2 separate regions of the Homo sapiens genome follow, and region 1 is linked to region 2. A link is a contact called in ENCODE Hi-C or POLR2A ChIA-PET data. All regions are on one chromosome and are shown on one strand. Each heading gives the region's core, a stretch centred on a gene start or an enhancer-like site at or near the end of the contact. The rest is flanking DNA. Distances are from core to core; before and after follow the strand shown.

Region 1 (5,536 bases), core at 2,472-4,971, 280 kb before region 2:
CTATAAGCCAAGGAGGAAGGCCTGGAGCAGATGCTTCCCTCCCAGCCCTCACAAGGAACCAATCACTTTCAGCCTCCAAAACTATGAGACAACATTTCTGTTGCTTAAGCCACCCAGATTGTAGGACTTTGTTACAGCAGCCCTAGCAAATGAATACATTGATTGGATAAATACATGAATATCATAAACAAAAAACAGAATGAAGACAATAATAAAACAGTATGAGGGAGAAGACAATTTCAAGGAGGAGGATATAATTTTCAGAGCTAGATGCTGCAAACAGTGTGGACAATTAGAATAACAGGACAATTAGAAGTTCTGTTTTGCTTTCTTTCTTAATGTTCTCAGTGAAATCAGTCCTAGTGGGATGGTGGAGGCAGAGCCCAATTACAAGGGGAAGAAAAGTCTAAGGAGACATAAGAAAGTGGGAGGAGAATACAGTCTCTTAAGAGTTTGAAAATGATGGAATTTCCTTTAGGATGGAGAACTGAGTCTGTTTGGGAGATGAAAGAAGCAAGCCAAAAATGGGAAAAGGCTGACAATACAGTAATATATAATTAGAAAGTATAATACACTGCCTTCTCTAAGCTGCCTCTCTGCTTCGGCATAAACCACAGCACTAACTACTTCTATTTTCATCACTACATTGCAGGCAACCCTTCTCTTTGTCATATCAAGAGACATTTCCTATTTCTTTCAGCCCTTGGACTACTTTTGCAACTATCTGTGTCAATAGACAAGTTAATAAGGAAGAGATTTGCCTCCTGTAGAATGCGCTTTACCCTGGTCTTTGCATAGCCTCCACCCTCCACCTCTTTTTTGTTCAGAAAGTGAGTCCATCTGTGTTCCAGTTCTTCAGCACTGATTCATAAATTAATCCCTGCTAAAAATGGAAGCTAGCTAACTGGCAATGGCTAAAGGTATGATGGGCTCTATCATAAACACACACACACACCACACACACACACACACACACACACACACCTGGAAATATGAACTATTGAAATCTGAAAGCCTGTCTCCAAAGAATCTAATTATAAACTATTCCTTGGGAAGATGAAAGTTTGGAGCTGGAAATATTTTAGGATGGGGCACTTATCAAACCTCTTTTAAATAATACTTAAAATACTTTATACTTCTTCTACCTAATCTACAGTAACTCTCTGTCTTTACTGGAAACTCGCTAATTTCCAGGTACAGCATACCTACCTGTCTTTGAGATCTCAGTGTTAAGCATGAAAGGAGACAATGGCTAACAAGACAGGACTTTGGAGTCAAACAGTCCTGGATCAAAATTCTAGCCCCATCAATTATTAACCAAGCAACCTGGGGAAAATCACTTAACATTGCTAAGTCTCATGTTCTCTCTTGTAAAATATCATAATAATACCTGTATCTAAGGGCTGTTGTTAGTTATCAAGTGAAATAATACATATAAAGCATTAGCTCTTGCCTAACATGGAATTAAGTGTTCTTCAAATGTTAGCATTCGTTATTATCCCTAACACAAATCCGACTCTAAGCAAATCAACCCATAAGCTAGTCTGCCCCACTGAAATTTAATTTCTTGTTAATAAAGAAAAGTATTTTTACCACTATGCAAAATGAAGCTTCTTAAAATACAAATACATTCCTGGTAAATGTAGTTGAATTGATAGAGAATAAGAATGACTGATGGTAGCATTTTGAGGAGCACATTTTGATGACAGAAGTGCAGGCAGAGTGGAGCCTGTGCTACTATTAGTTTGGTGCAAAGGTAATTGCAGTTTTTGCAATTACTTTCAATGGCAAAAACTGCAAACCTAATATATGGAGGAAACGCATTGGAAGAAAAGGCAGCAGCTGCAAAAAGTAAATTCACCTATTTGCCTATATTACCTGACTTCCCTGGGTGAGATCAGCATTAAAAAGAGGGTAAAGAGGGTATGTGGTCTCTGAGCCAAGTGCAGTGGGACACGGCCAACCTGGACACAACTATTGGGATGGCAGAAGCAGGTAAATATCTCAGAAAAGTCTAGCATGACAAACTTCAGTAACCAAGACATTGTCCTCAAATGAAGGACAATGGTGCCCCTGCCACACTCAATGCCTCCTCCTAATATTGGATTCAACTCATCCTTCTGCAAATTGAGCCACCATGGTTAAGTTTGTACCTAAAAGATTTTTTAAATCCAGATTTTTTGGCTTTTACACACAGTACAATTATACTTTTCCTGACTTGAAGCAGCACATGCAAGGCCCGAGATTCATGTATATAGTGCAATTATTCACCTGTGTTTTCAATAGAAAAAGAAGAAAAAATAAAACATAGGTACACGACGCCCCTATGCCAACGAACAATAAGCCGTCTCACAAAACGTGTGAGTGCTTTAAGAGGGGTAGATATAACATATGATGGCCATGTGGGCTAAAATGACTTAGGAGTTATCTGTGTAGACAATTCAGTGACCAAACAGCTTAGTTTTTGACCTATTGATATCCAGGACTGTGTACGTTTTCTAGGACCTCAACATGACCTCACATAGCAAACACTGAAAAACCACTGAGTTCACTGATTTTGCTGAACTTACGATTTTGCTGAGCTTACTTTCTATTGTAAGCTTCTATCCTGCCAAGCTTCTATCCAAACTTGCTTCTATCCAACCAATAGAAACGGAACAGGAGAGCCTATAGCATTAACAGCAATGACTACAATTAACACAAGTATGTAAAATAATCCAATGGGACCACTGAACAATCCTGGGCAATAAAAGCATTTCTATCCAAGCCTGGCAGGATAGAAGCTTACAACAGAAAGTAAGTTGACTTATACACAATAAGAGATAAGACATGACCACATTTAGATACACCTCACACCCTCCAGGATAGTTATAATAATAAAGATAGATAATAACATGTTGGTGAAGATGTGTAGAAATTAGAATCCTTGTATATTGCTTGTGGGAATTAGATGGTGCAGCTGCTTTGGAAAACAGTTTGGCAGTTCCTTGAAAAGTTAAACATAGTTGCCATATGGCCCAGCAATTATATTTCATGCAAGAGAAATGAAAACATATGTATACGAATGTTCAAAAACTTGTACACAAATATTCATGGCAGCATTATCCATAATAGGCCCAAACTGGAAACAACCCAAATGTCCATCAACTGATGAATCAATACACAAAATCTGGTATATCCATACAATGGAATATCATTCGGCCATAAAAAGGAATGAAGTACTAATTCATGTTTCAACATGGATGAAGCTTGAAAACATTATGCTAAGTGAAAGAAGCCAGACACAAAAGTTTACATATTGTATGATTCCATTTATATAAAAGCCTAACATAAGCAGCTCTACAAAGACAGAAAGTAAATTGTTAGACATTAGGGTCTGGGAAGAGGAGGAAATAGGGAGAGGCTGTTAATGGTCATGGAGTTTCTTCCTTGAGTCATTAAAATTCTCTGGAATTAGATAATGTTGATGATTGTACAACCTTGTGAATCTACTAATGGTTGTTGAATTTTACCCTTGTAAGTGTGAATTAAATTACACCTCAATTTTTTAAAAAAGATGATATGTTTACACAATCTGCATTATAGGCTCAAATTTGCAACTGCTACATATTTAAAGTACCTTTATATAGACCTGGCTCATAGTAAAAGCGTGATGAATAGGAGCTATTATTAGAACTTAAGTCAGGATCTGATCATTATCAAAGTGTCAACAATGCAATTTCCCACTAGGCACAAGCTGTTCCCGTCTTGAGGCAAACTTAAATTCTCTTGGTTTCTACTCCCTAAAGCTAAAAAACTCTCTTTTGCCTGATGTAGGCTCATGATCTGGGGAAGGAAGTTGCTTTTTCTCCTCTCTGAGTGGTTCTTACAGAGTCAGCCCAAACAGTAATAGTAAAGGGAAGATTCTCTAATTCATCCCGACTATACATTATCAGGGCTAAAACCCGTTCTATGCTGACACTGAAGAACTGTCCTGGAAAGGAAAATATTTCCACTTTAAAGTTTCTGATAGTATCATATGGGCAGGAGAGTGGGAGGTGTCGACCAGAAATGCGATATTTAAAGGACTTAGATGTTTTAAGAGACTAACAGAGCAAGAGTGGACAAATTAAAGTAGTAAACTAAGAATCAGAGTAGCACAGCTAACATAGGCAGCTCATGTAGAGATTAGGGAGAAAAGAAAATATTCTTGAAAATGTCCTCCCAAGTTCAAAAACAAACCTCAGTTCCCCTCAACAGAAGGAAAGACTTAAAATAAAAAGACCGTGGCACAGCTGTGAAGCAAGGCATGGATTCTTTTCTTATGACTGTTAAATGTACAGTCCCCTTAGAATGGAAATAATGTTATTACCCTGGAGGGGGCTCCATTATGATGCACACTGGTTCATATTTTAGTTTAGAGCACAGGTTCTTAAGAGAGTGACTTATTCCTGAAGGAATAAAAAGGACTTTGAGAAGAATAAAAGTAGTCAACATTATTATGGGGCATTGACATAGCAATTTGCTTGTAAATGATTTTAAAAACTACTGCTAATAATACACCTTATTGTATATAGTACTCCCAACCAAAGCCACCTTGGGTAATCAAATTAATACAAGGCAATAGAAAGGGAATGGGAGCGCATATAGCATTAACAGCAACGACTACAATTAATACAAGTACATAAAATAATCCAATGGGACCACTGAACAACCCTGGGCAATGAAAGCATTTTTCAAGATATACCATTTAATGTGGTTGTACAGCAGAGTAATATAATGGGGGTGAATAGTATTTACTAAGGAAAGAAATTGATGCAAAGAGTGAATGCTCAACAATGGAGGTTTGTCTGTATGCTTGACTTGGAGGTAATGTTCTTTTCTTTACCTCTGATCAAATTGCAGTCCTAAATGGCTAGCCAGTGGAACAGTAGTATCACTGTTGTCAAAGCTACTGTAAATCTTCAACTGAAAGAGAATGTCAAGGTCATTGCTATCAAAAAGCACAATGATAATACAGAAAAATGGCTGCAGTAAGTTGAGAAAATCATGGTAGACACACACACATACACCACTCACGTAGAAAACATGCTTGTTTGCAACATTGCCTATAGGCAAAGTGTGAAGCACTTGAATCTCATTGTACACTCACAATCCGTGAATGCTATTAATAGTTCCTACCTGTGAATGAGAGGTCAGATTTTATGTATCTATGGAATTGAGTGAAGCTTTCAGAAACCCAGAACATCAGGAAGTTTTGCAGAGCAAAACCTCACTCTTTAATCACCTGATCCAATCTGTCTACTTCTCTTGCCACTGCCCAGATCACTAATAGATGATAACATTCCCTGATTCACTAAGCATCCTCAACTGAGTTGCTGATAGAGGGAATCCTTTCAGCTAGTAATATCTATCACTAACTGCCTGCAACTTAGCCTTAACCTGGTCCTCAGTCTCTCCTGACTGTCTTTTAAAGATAACATAGACCCATGTTCGGCCCATTTGACCAGAAGTAGGAAACCTGATTAGGAAGTGATAGAAATTTTTGAATCCTTAT
Region 2 (5,399 bases), core at 2,164-4,663:
GGACAATCTTTACCTTGTTCACCCCTATATCCTGGGTTCCAAGTACATAGAAGGTACTCATTTATTTGTCAAATGGCCCTCATATTTCTGAAACTCAACAATAATTCTTTAGTGAATGGCCACTGTGTCAGGCATGTATGCTAGGAAGACATGCATAAGATACGGGCCCCTGTCTTTGAACACACAAGGTGATGTTATAACTAGCAAAAGCCTCAAAAAACCCACATTAAGGTTTTAAAAAACTACATGCATGGTGAACAAACAACTCTGGATACTCATTACCAGGAAATAACAGGAAAGCAGAAAGGAAAGAAGGAAGAAGAGAAAAGAGAAAAGGATAGAAAATATCCAAACGCCCAAAAGTAGGGGACTGGTCAAACGATAGATTCATTATCATGGAAGGGATGTCAGCCACTGAAAATTTAGAAATATAAATTGTTTTAAAATAGAAATGTAAGGAAAGGTATTTTCAGAAGATAAAGTAAGGAAAGGTATTTTCAGAAGTGGTGAAAAGGCAGTTTAAAAATAGTATGTATGACATGATATGCTTTAGGAAAAAATATGAAAGACCATATAACACACAAGATATAAGGTTTATACTCACAGGTTATTGGTCAGTTCAACAAGGGGAAAGGGAGAAGTTAAGAGACTGAGATCTACCAAGAAAAGGCCAATCATTTGAGCAAACTATGCCAGAATTGGCAGAAGTCCGAAGAGACTGCAACAGATTTTGGAATTAAAAAAAAAAAAAAAGTAGCCAAAATTAGCAGCAAATCACTGGGGGTGGCAGTGGTTGGGGGCAATACAACACTAGGGGTGAATATCTACAGCCTGATGCTAGAGAAGAAAGGAGCACAAGACAGCCATGTACCTTCTCAGACCTGAAAGATGCTCTCACAGGCCTCTCTACTTAGAAGCACATAACAGAAAGAGCCCCTCTACACATTAAAACTATAGTCCTTTAAAGGCAATTGTCATCTCTAAGATGGGGTGGGGTGATAAGTCACCACAAGATAGAACTCTAAAGCCTGTTTATCAGCATACACAGAGACAAGAAAAAGTTTTAGCACAGGTCCCATCCTGAAAGACAAGCCCCACTGCACCAGTGAAAGGCAAGAGAGGGAGCACACATCACTTTACAACTGGAAATGGCAAAGCAAAGGAAATGGGAGATGAGTGCAACACTAGTTCAGGGCTCAAATAGAGAAGCTAGTTGAACCATGTAGATTCCAGATCCTCAGAGCTGTCGAGTAGTATCGTCCTATAAACCTTTACACCCTTCTTTGTAAGTGCACATCAACATTGGTTACAAGTGATTCTCCATGAAAAGACGAAAGGGGATCCCTTGGCATAACCCAAAGTTCAACCCAAAGAAGCTAAAAATATTTGAGTCAGGTACAGTTGATGAATCTGTATATATTTTCCTAAATACATATGCTATCAAAGGCTGTCTGAAATAGGGGAAATGCTTTTCTTCACTTATCACAACACCACAGACTGCAGCTTTTGAAATCCCTTCTGATAGATTCTGTTGAATAATTCCAATACTGAAGATACAAATTTACCACAGCAGGTAATGGTAAATCAAGTTACTCTTATTACAAGCAGTATTAGAACATGTTGATTCATCTCGCCAGCAGTACAGCTACACATCTTCATAAAATAAAACATTACCTTAATCTAAAATGCCATCACCACAGAGCTTTTAAAGATACCACATTTTGTCCGGGCACGGTGGCTCATGCCTGTAATCCCAGCACTTTGGTAGGCTGAGATGGGTGGATCACCTGGTCAGGAGCTCCAGACCAGCCTGGCCAACATGGTGAAACCCCATCTCTACTAAAAATACAAAAATTAGCGGCTGAGCGCGGTGGCTCACGCCTGTAATCCCAGCACTTTGGGAGTCCGAAGCGGGCGGATCACCTGAGTTCGGGAGTTTGAGACTAGCCTAGCCAACATGGAGAAACCCCGTCTCTACTAAAAATACAAAATTAGCTGGACATGGTGGCAGGCGCCTATAATCCCAGCTACTTGGAAGGCTGAGGCAGGAGAGCCACTTGAACCCGGGAGGCGGAGGTTGTGGTGAGCCAAGATCGCACCATTGCACCCCAGGCTCGGCAACAAGAGCGAAACTTGGTCTCAAAAAAAAAAATAGGTAAATAATAAAAAAATAAAAATTAGCTGGGTGTGGTGGCATGCACCTGTAGTCCCAGATACTCGGAAGGCTGACGCAGAAGAATTGCTTGAACCTGGGAAGCAGAGGTTGCAGTGAACCAAGATCGCATCACTGCACTCCAACATAGGCGATAAAGCGAGACTCCGTCTCAAAAAAAAAAAAATACCACATTTTATCTTATACTTACAATATTATAATACTACAAACTTAATACATGAGTGCCCACATTTCTCCAGATCTTTCTGTACTTTGAGGAAAAGATCATTTTAGAGCCATATACACAGCAAAACTGCCTATAGCTCAACAAGTACACACTGAATAAGAAGACAACCCTTCCTGGGAATATTTTTATTATGGCTTTGGTCCCATAATCCATGGATAAGAGTATTATTCAAAATAAACATTAGCTAGAGGAGTTAGTTCATGAAAAAAGGATCCTACAGCCATTAAAGATGACTTTCAATCTCATTTAGCTTTAAAGATATCATTAATGATCAGTACCTGGAATTCTGTACTGAATTAAGTACATGGAGAAAATTATGGCCTAGGGATATATGCACACAATGGTCTAAAGAACATCATTTTTAAAATTATATTATGCGGTGGAATAAAGTCTCCCTCCAAACAGGTGAAATTCTTGAAATGAACACCCTCATAAGCAAATTCTGTACATGTGACAGAGAAGAGTGGAATGACCTTAAAAGGATGCACTTGTAGTCTGCATTAAAGAAACAGAAATCATAGATAATGCTTCAATTATGCTGAGAAGTCAAAGAATACTTATAGTAACATTGAAAAAGACAATTTTCTGTAGGGCAAGAAAATCACTTATGAGAAAACTACTTTATTCTTTGATTTGCTAATCAGTTCTACAGGGAGGCCACAGCATTGCACCGCTCAGGAGTGGGGAAGGAGGTCATGATATTTGATTTACTCCGCTTTTAGTGAAAGAGAAAAACCAAGCAAAAAATCACATATCAAATACCTTTGAGAGAACAAATTTAGAGTCTACCACAAGGTAGAACAGGCTCAGTTACCACTCAGTCCTATGAACAAAATCAATCAATGTGTATCTACAGCTAAATCCGTAAATTTATTACATAATTATTTGCCTCAAATAGGACACTACCCGCTGGTATTGGCCTCACTGTGATCCTTCCAGCATGGCTGAATCTGTGTATCTTCTCCTGCCTTCCTGGAAAACTGTGTGCCTTTCCTTCTCCCTGCTTCAAAGGCCAACCCTCTGCCGAGCAACAATCCCATTTATCTCAACTGCTCCAAGGCTTTGTTCTTTGCCCTTTTGATTAAACCCTCTCAATATTGCTCAATCAAGTTCCACTTCTAAAAGCAACTCATTCTCAGTAATGTAACATGTTCTATTAGATCAAACTATACGAAAATGCCATTCTCATAGGTAAAACATAGTCAAATATCACCAATTTCGTAAGGTTGAACTTAATATTTATTATATGCTATATACATCTAAAAAAGTCAAACTCTGTGCTTCCACCCTCCTGTGCTTAACCCCATGTGATGGTTAATTTGGGGTTCAACTTGACTAGATTAATGAATATCCAGATAGCTGGTCAAACACTGATTATTCTTCAGGGCTTCAGTAGGCACTGGGCCCATCCTTTATCTACTCAAAGTGAAACCCAGGTGGTTTAGCAATTGATTAGAATTATTGAGCTGCCCCAGGTGTATCTGTGAGAGTGTTTCCAGAGGAGACGGTGTGTGAGTGGACTAAGTGGAGAAGATGTGCCCTAAATGTGGTAGTCACCATCCAATCAACTGGGAGCCCAGATGGAATTAAAAGGCAGAGAAAGGGCAAATTCTCATCCTCTCTAAGAGCCTGGCCGCTTTTCCTCTCCTGCCATTGGATGTCAGAACTCCAGGTTCTCCAGCCTTTAGACTCCAGACTCACACCAGTGGTCCCTGGGCTCTTGCACCTTCCACCTTGGACTGAGCTCCACTATTGGCTTCTCTGGTTCTAAGGCCTTCAGACTTAGACTAAGTCCTGCTACCAGCTTCTCTGGTTCTCCAGCATGCAGATGCAGATGGCCAATAGTGGAACTTCTCAGTCTCCATAATCAAATAAGCCAATTCTCCTAATAACTCCCTTCTCATGTGTGTGTGTGTGTGTGTGTGTGTGTGTGTGTGTGTCCTATCAGTTCTGTCTTTCTGGAGAACCCTGAATAAAACATCTTACATTCCCATTCCCCTCCAGGGCCCCACCCACTTCATGTACCGGGATTATCAAAAGTTTCTCTCTACTCATTATCCCCCTTCCTTACAAACTCCCATTCATTCATCTGCCCATTACAATCAGCATCTGCTCACCACTCCACCAAAACTGACCTTGTAAAGTTCCCAGAGGCTCCCATGTTTCAAGCCTGATGAAAAGCACTCTGCCCTTACCTTATCCGTCATCTCAGGGAGTATTAGGCACAATGGAGCACTCCTTCCCTCTGGAAATGTTTTCTTTACTCATTCCCAATACAACATGCCCTAGGTTTTCCTCCTGCCAACTGTTTATCAGTCTCCTTTGCTGGCTCCTTCTCTCCCAAGCTCTAAATGTTAGAGCACCTCAAGGTTAGCTTCTTGAGCCTCTTACCTCTCTATACTCTCTTACATGATCTCATCCACTCCATGATTTAAATTCCATGATGTCTCCCATATTTGTATCTCCCGCTGAAACCTCACCCCTGAAAAACAGACCCATATATTCAAATACCTGCCTGATGCCTCAAATTGGCTTTCAAACTTAAGTCCAAAAATCATCCTCCTCAAAAAGACACCTACAGTCCTCAGATCTCCAGTAAAGGGCTTTAATCTCTACCTAGTTAGGCACCCTCAAAATCAAAACATTGTACACCACAGTCAGTAAGGACTGAATATCTCTTTCTCTCAACTTAGCTTCACCTTCATCTTATCTCCGTTCCAAGCCAGCTCCTCCCCACCCTACCCTAAAACCTTTGTACATGGTCTCTGTTTACATAATGCTTCAACTCTCATGCCAAACGTCACCTCTGCATAGCCTTCCCCAGCCAGTCTAAAACAGGCCTCCTCATGTTATGGTTTATCTCAATTTATTTCTTGTTTCCTCCACAGTGTTATTACAATTATCTATTTTATTCATGTATTGCTTCCCTCTTTTCCTCACTAAATGAATCCCTATATTGACAACAGGCACCATAGCTGTTTTACTCAATGTACTGTACCC

Evidence for each region. Hi-C counts contacts between places; a loop is a spot of excess contacts on that map. ChIA-PET counts read pairs that join two places held with the same protein, here RNA polymerase II (POLR2A). Pooled maps may share reads with other maps.
Region 1: a map of aorta shows a loop between it and region 2 (2.2-fold over the local background). The contact joins two enhancer-like sites. A Hi-C loop is called at or near these places in 2 of 168 maps with a recorded cell type or tissue (aorta and tibial artery) and 4 of 50 pooled maps. POLR2A ChIA-PET finds 5 or more read pairs at or near these places in 2 of 52 experiments (Caco-2 and OCI-LY7).

Annotation. Positions count from the first base shown.
Region 1 is chr5:109,986,342-109,991,877 of GRCh38, reverse strand. No RefSeq gene overlaps it. Among named protein-coding and RNA genes, the nearest start is that of LINC01848, 110 kb to the right of the region's middle. RefSeq lists an enhancer at 1,136-1,430. Within about 2 kb of position 3,721, at least 2 of the 41 ENCODE cell types and tissues checked have a DNase peak (open chromatin) inside an H3K27ac peak, as active enhancers do.
Region 2 is chr5:109,707,450-109,712,848 of GRCh38, reverse strand. All of the region lies in intron 1 of MAN2A1 (mannosidase alpha class 2A member 1), which reads right to left. Among named protein-coding and RNA genes, the nearest start is that of MAN2A1-DT, 19 kb to the right of the region's middle. Within about 2 kb of position 3,413, at least 3 of the 41 ENCODE cell types and tissues checked have a DNase peak (open chromatin) inside an H3K27ac peak, as active enhancers do.